Regions from separate parts of the Homo sapiens genome. Here region 2 is linked to region 1. A link is an interaction called in ENCODE POLR2A ChIA-PET data of the cell type or tissue named here. Cell type or tissue: MCF 10A. All regions are shown on one strand.

The links. Peaks named below come from ENCODE experiments on the same cell type or tissue, not always from the same donor. Only the 100,000 strongest peaks of a DNase experiment are listed, where the experiment ranks them.
Region 2: POLR2A ChIA-PET joins it to region 1 with 11 read pairs; 1 of 35 experiments calls an interaction of 5 or more read pairs at or near these places.

The regions. Positions count from the first base shown.
Region 1 is chr5:113,146,020-113,148,519 of GRCh38, reverse strand. The region is part of intron 4 of MCC (MCC regulator of Wnt signaling pathway); the gene reads left to right. Among named protein-coding and RNA genes, the nearest start is that of DCP2, 170 kb to the right of the region's middle. In MCF 10A, no CTCF peak of the experiment used is centred here; a DNase peak (open chromatin) is centred at 1,219.
Region 2 is chr5:113,263,305-113,265,804 of GRCh38, reverse strand. The region is part of intron 3 of MCC (MCC regulator of Wnt signaling pathway); the gene reads left to right. Among named protein-coding and RNA genes, the nearest start is that of TSSK1B, 170 kb to the left of the region's middle. In MCF 10A, no CTCF peak of the experiment used is centred here; a DNase peak (open chromatin) is centred at 1,534.

The DNA of each region.
Region 1 (2,500 bases):
ATGATTAAAATGTAAAATGTAAATGGTGGTTATGTTCAACAGACATTACCAAGAGAGCTGCAACATCTGTTGAATAATTATTAATGGTGACACTGGAACTGGTTGAATAAAAGAAGGTGTCTTATTTATGCTCATGACATCCACCTGTAGGTAGAGTTTTGAAAATAGTGATATGAAGGGAAGAGCCCAATACCAATGTGATGGGGAAGACAAAGTGCTTCTGTATTAATTTTCTATTGCTGTATAATAAATTGCCATAAACTTACTGGCTGAAAACAGCACACTCCTATCTTCCCAAATTGAATACGGGCACAGACATGCATCAACATTCTACAGCCCAGTGGGAACTGAGCCTGTGGGAAACTGGCTAAGATCAGATATAGTCCTGATTTGATGCTTTCAGCATATTTGCTATTTATTTAGTACCAACAATTATTTTAAATTAACTGCATTTTTAAGTACTTCAGAAGGAGATATGTCAAACAAGCTTATGAACCCCTTTAAAATAGGTGAGCAGTAATGTGGAATACTTCGTAAGCTCCTTATCTTTGGAAAACAAGTCTCCTGAATTTTCTACCTCTTGGCATTCAGGAAGAGAACACACACAGTTTTCCTTAAGTGAAATGGAAAGAGTTTTTTCTTTTTCTCTTGTTTTCTGAGATAACTTTTCTGAGATGTAGTCGGCATGTATTTTTGTTAGGGTCGCCTCATTCCATTCCTCTCCTATTCGTTTATGCTTCTCTTTGGTAAACTCCTCTAGCTCCTTTGCTCCTTAATGGCATTTCCTTTTGTGCTGGTGCCTCTTTGTTTAGCTGGTCCACTTTCCCCTTAGCGAGCGAACCTGGGCAAGAACTTAGAGTGAGGGTGGAAATACCCCGAATAGTGTTAGTTGTGACAAATCCTGTGTGACCTTGAGAGGGTAACATCTCTTGTTAGCATATTTTAAAAGAGAGTGGTACTAACCCCCTTCACGGGATGGTTGAGAGGGTTAACAAATTAATGATGGCATTGCATTTTCCAAGAACCTAGTTCATAATGCTCTTAGGTTTGACAGCTGACACTAATGCGATGATTAAAGATCAGTGGCCTCGGTGGAGTAAGATAAAACCCGGTGAAGAACATTAACAAAACCATAAAGCTGCTTAGCATCACCACATTGCACAGGGTTTTTCCAACAGGGGCTCAAGTTCTCAGGCCAGACTGTCTCAAGGCTGACTCAGGGCTTTATCCCTGGATTGCACCATAGCAGGGATGAGCCTAAAGGATTTTATTCTCAGTGGTTGAAATGACGATGTTGCTTGTTTTTATTACACATTTTTGCATATAGGCAATTTCACCAATTTATGTGGCTAGACACAAGTATTTATATGCATGTTTAATTTGCTTCATCATCATGATAGGAAAGCTGAGATCTCAAGAAGAAACTCCGGGTATGTATTTAGCACCAGATGAAATTTGGGAAAAACAAAATTTCGTCATATCCAATGTCAATCATTTTTTTCTTTTCCTTTCAAACTGAAAGTCTGTAGTTGTGAGACAAATCTAGACTCCTAATGATAATGGCCTCCAGAAATTTATGGCAGGCAAGACACTGCAACCACAGGCTTTCTGGCTTTGTGGTACTGTACCTTCAGTCAAAAATTGAATATGGGCTGGGAGGAGGAAGAACCCTGGATGCAATTACCTGTAATGACAGAAAAAAAAGCAGTAGCATATTATTTGAGACCAATTTTTATTTTGTTCAGCTGAAATTGTATGGGGTGTCTCTGTCCAGTAGAGAGAAGAAAATAGTCTCTAACTTACAAGTTGTAGTAGAAGAAACTGCCTTTGGTCCCAGAGGCCGCTAAGTAAATTATCACTGAATAATTGACTTTGGAAGCTAAAGCTGGCTTGTTGGAAGCTAGAGAGACTTTGAATTCCCTGTTTTACACCCCCTTGTGTCTCTTTTTCTGTTTTTATCCTCTCTGGGGGTTGAAGAGAGAGCTCTTTGGGCTTTCCTAGCTCTCTTTGGTATCATAAGGCCTAACATTCATGCTCCCTAGAGTTCACAGAGGCGTTTCAGGGTCTGAGACCAAGGCACCAGCCAAGATTTTTAGGTAAATGGTGAAGAGGATATAAACTCAGGTCAGGGAGCTGGGGGAGGAAGACATAGAGGAGAGAAGATTGCAGCTGCAACAGCTTCAGTGCCTTGATGGCAAAAACAGGAATCAGAGGGGTATTTGTTCTCCAGAAGAGAAGTCTGGGATTCTTTCAGTCCACTGGAAGCTGTGACCACAGTTACCTTCAAAATGTGTTGTAATCACCTCCCCTGTAGCACCCAGCACAGTCTCATTTAAGAAATGTCTGATCTGTGTAGAGGAAGTATTACATTATAGTACTACATTGTATGCTATTTTTTTAAAACTTACGGAAAAATATAGGAATGTAAACTAAATACCTTTGCCCTTAGTTAAAGGAGGTTTTTTTCCTCTAATATATTCTTGTTACTTCTCCTAAATCA
Region 2 (2,500 bases), 120 kb before region 1:
CTAGTCTGTCTCTGAAGCAGGGGAGGTGTAAATCCTGGTGACGTATGAACTAGAGGGGTTGGCCTGCAGTGAGGGAAGCATGATGGAGTTGGGTGCGTGGAGAAGGGAAAAAAATCAAGAGATATGCTCAAGTTCCTCTGTGTAGCCCTCCAGTTCCCAGAGACCCCGGTGTACTTACAACAAATGAAAAGGGGGTGTGTTCATATTTTCCTTAAATTTTCTCAAGGGGTTTTGGGAACGTTCAACCAAAGGTACCCTAATATAGTGGTAAAAAAGAAGCCTGAGATTTCTAGAGCTGCTGTGAAGACCTATTAGAAGGCGGAGTATAAGATTCTAAGTACGGGACTAAGTTACTGAAAATGTGGCCCCATAGAGAAAGCTGCTCTACCCTTCCCTTAGTGCAGACATTGAGGTTGGGGTTCATTCTGTGACGTCATAGCCTTGCTTTGAACTAGAAGGAGAAGCATTTGTTAGATACCAGGTTGGGTTGGGATAAAACAAACAGAATGTTGCTTCTCAGTACAGCTGCCTGTTTGCAGGGCTAATTCTCTAAGGGTCTCAGGATACTCAGAGGCATAGCAGACTTGGGCCCAGAGCACAGGGATAGGCAAAACTTTTCTGTTAAGGGCTACTTAGTAAATATTTTAAGCTTTGCAGGTCCTATGGTCTCTGACATTACTACTCAACTGTCCCATGGTAAGATAAAAGTCACAGACAATATGTAAACAAAATGGACATAGCTGTGTTCCAGTGCAACTTTTTTTTTTGAGACAGTCTTGCTCTGCCTCCAGGCTAGAGAGCAGTGGCGTGATCTTGGCTCACTGCAACTTCCGCCTCCCAAGTTAAGCGATTCTCCTGCCGCAGCCTCCCAAGTAGCTGGGACTACAGGCATGTGCCACCACACCTGGCTAATTTTTGTATTTTTAGTAGAGATGGGGTTTCACCATGTGGCCAGGCTGGTCTCAAACTCCTAACCTCAGGTGATCTGCCCACTTCGACTTCCCAAAGTGCTGGGATTACAGGCCTGAGCCACCATGCCTGGCCCAGTGCAACTTTATTTACAGACACTGAAATGTGAATTTCATATAATTTTTACATCATAAGATATTCTTCTTTTGATTTTTTTAACCATTTAAAAGTGGGAAAATTCTTTTTACCTTGTAGGCTCTACAAAAACATATGGCAGGTGAATTTGGCCCATGGGCTGTGGTTTGCAGCCCCCTAGAGTATCACAGGGAAGTAAGGGGGAGTGTTTACTTTTATAATAGCTGAGATGGATGAGAATAGCTCTCATTGAGTGTAAGTCCTTAATATTTTAACCTTTTCATTAATCCCACAAGACCTCTGGAAGATAGTTGGCCAGCATCCTAACTAACCTTTGAGAGGAAGAAAAGATTTTAAGTTCAGTGAGCTAGTTTTCAAGCTGGGAGCTAATAATTACCAGGCCAGACTTTAGGTGTTTGACCCGTGACTAAGGCCCTCTGCTCATTGTATCACTGGGGAGGGAGGCAGATGCCGTTTTCGTATTTATATAGAGAAACCAAGTCTCCTGGAAGATTGTGTAATGCTTTGTATGTAAACGTCAATGCAAGTTTTGGCAGGGACAAACTGCATTAAAAAAGCATTGCAGCAGCGAAGTGTGCTGGCTTTAGGAAGCAGTTTTTAGTGGATATTTACCTCACAAAGTCTTACAACTGAAAAATCATATCTTTCGGAATCACTTAATTTTTGTTTCTAAAGAGCAAAGTGCCTCTTTTCATTCCCAGAACATTGTTGTAAAATGAGGAATTAAAGAACCAGATGAGATGCGTGACTTAGGCAAAATCAGGTGGTTTGGTTTCCAATCTGACCACGTGTTTTTTTTTTTCTTTTTTTCTTCTTCTCTTTAGATATAAGGCCACTGGTTTTATTTCCTTCTTTCCTTTTTTATTCCCTTCAGTTATTTTGCTATTGCCATGATGAAGTGTGAGGCTTGTGTCTTGATCTGTGTGGAATGCAAGAGTCCAGCTGCTTTCTGCCACACCATAAACGTTTCAGGAAAATTAAGATGCTCCTGGAGATAACCCCCGTAGGTAATAGCTATATTACAGCTTTTACTTTTCCGAGTGGATTCCCTGCAATAAAATTACTGCAATCTTGTGTTATAGCTTTTACTTTTCAGAGTAGATTCCTGCAGTAAAATTATTGCAGTCTTTTTGCCTTGTCCTTGAAAGTCATGTTACTCTGAGAAATGAAATGTTGCTGAAAATGTGTACATTTCAGTAGGAGAGTTTTAAGCAATTTGAAAGAGCCATGTTTTAATGGTACCAATTTTGCAGCTTCCTAGGCAGAAGTTTGTTACATTGAACTCTTCAGCTGTCCAAGTGAATCAGGGCCACTATTGATAAATCAGTAGTAACATAGCTATGATCCTTTGGCATGGTAGCCAATATCTGATCCAGAATTAATGTTCTGAGTAGATGTCTCCTCTTGTAGATTCCATTTCCTCCTTCTTCCTTCG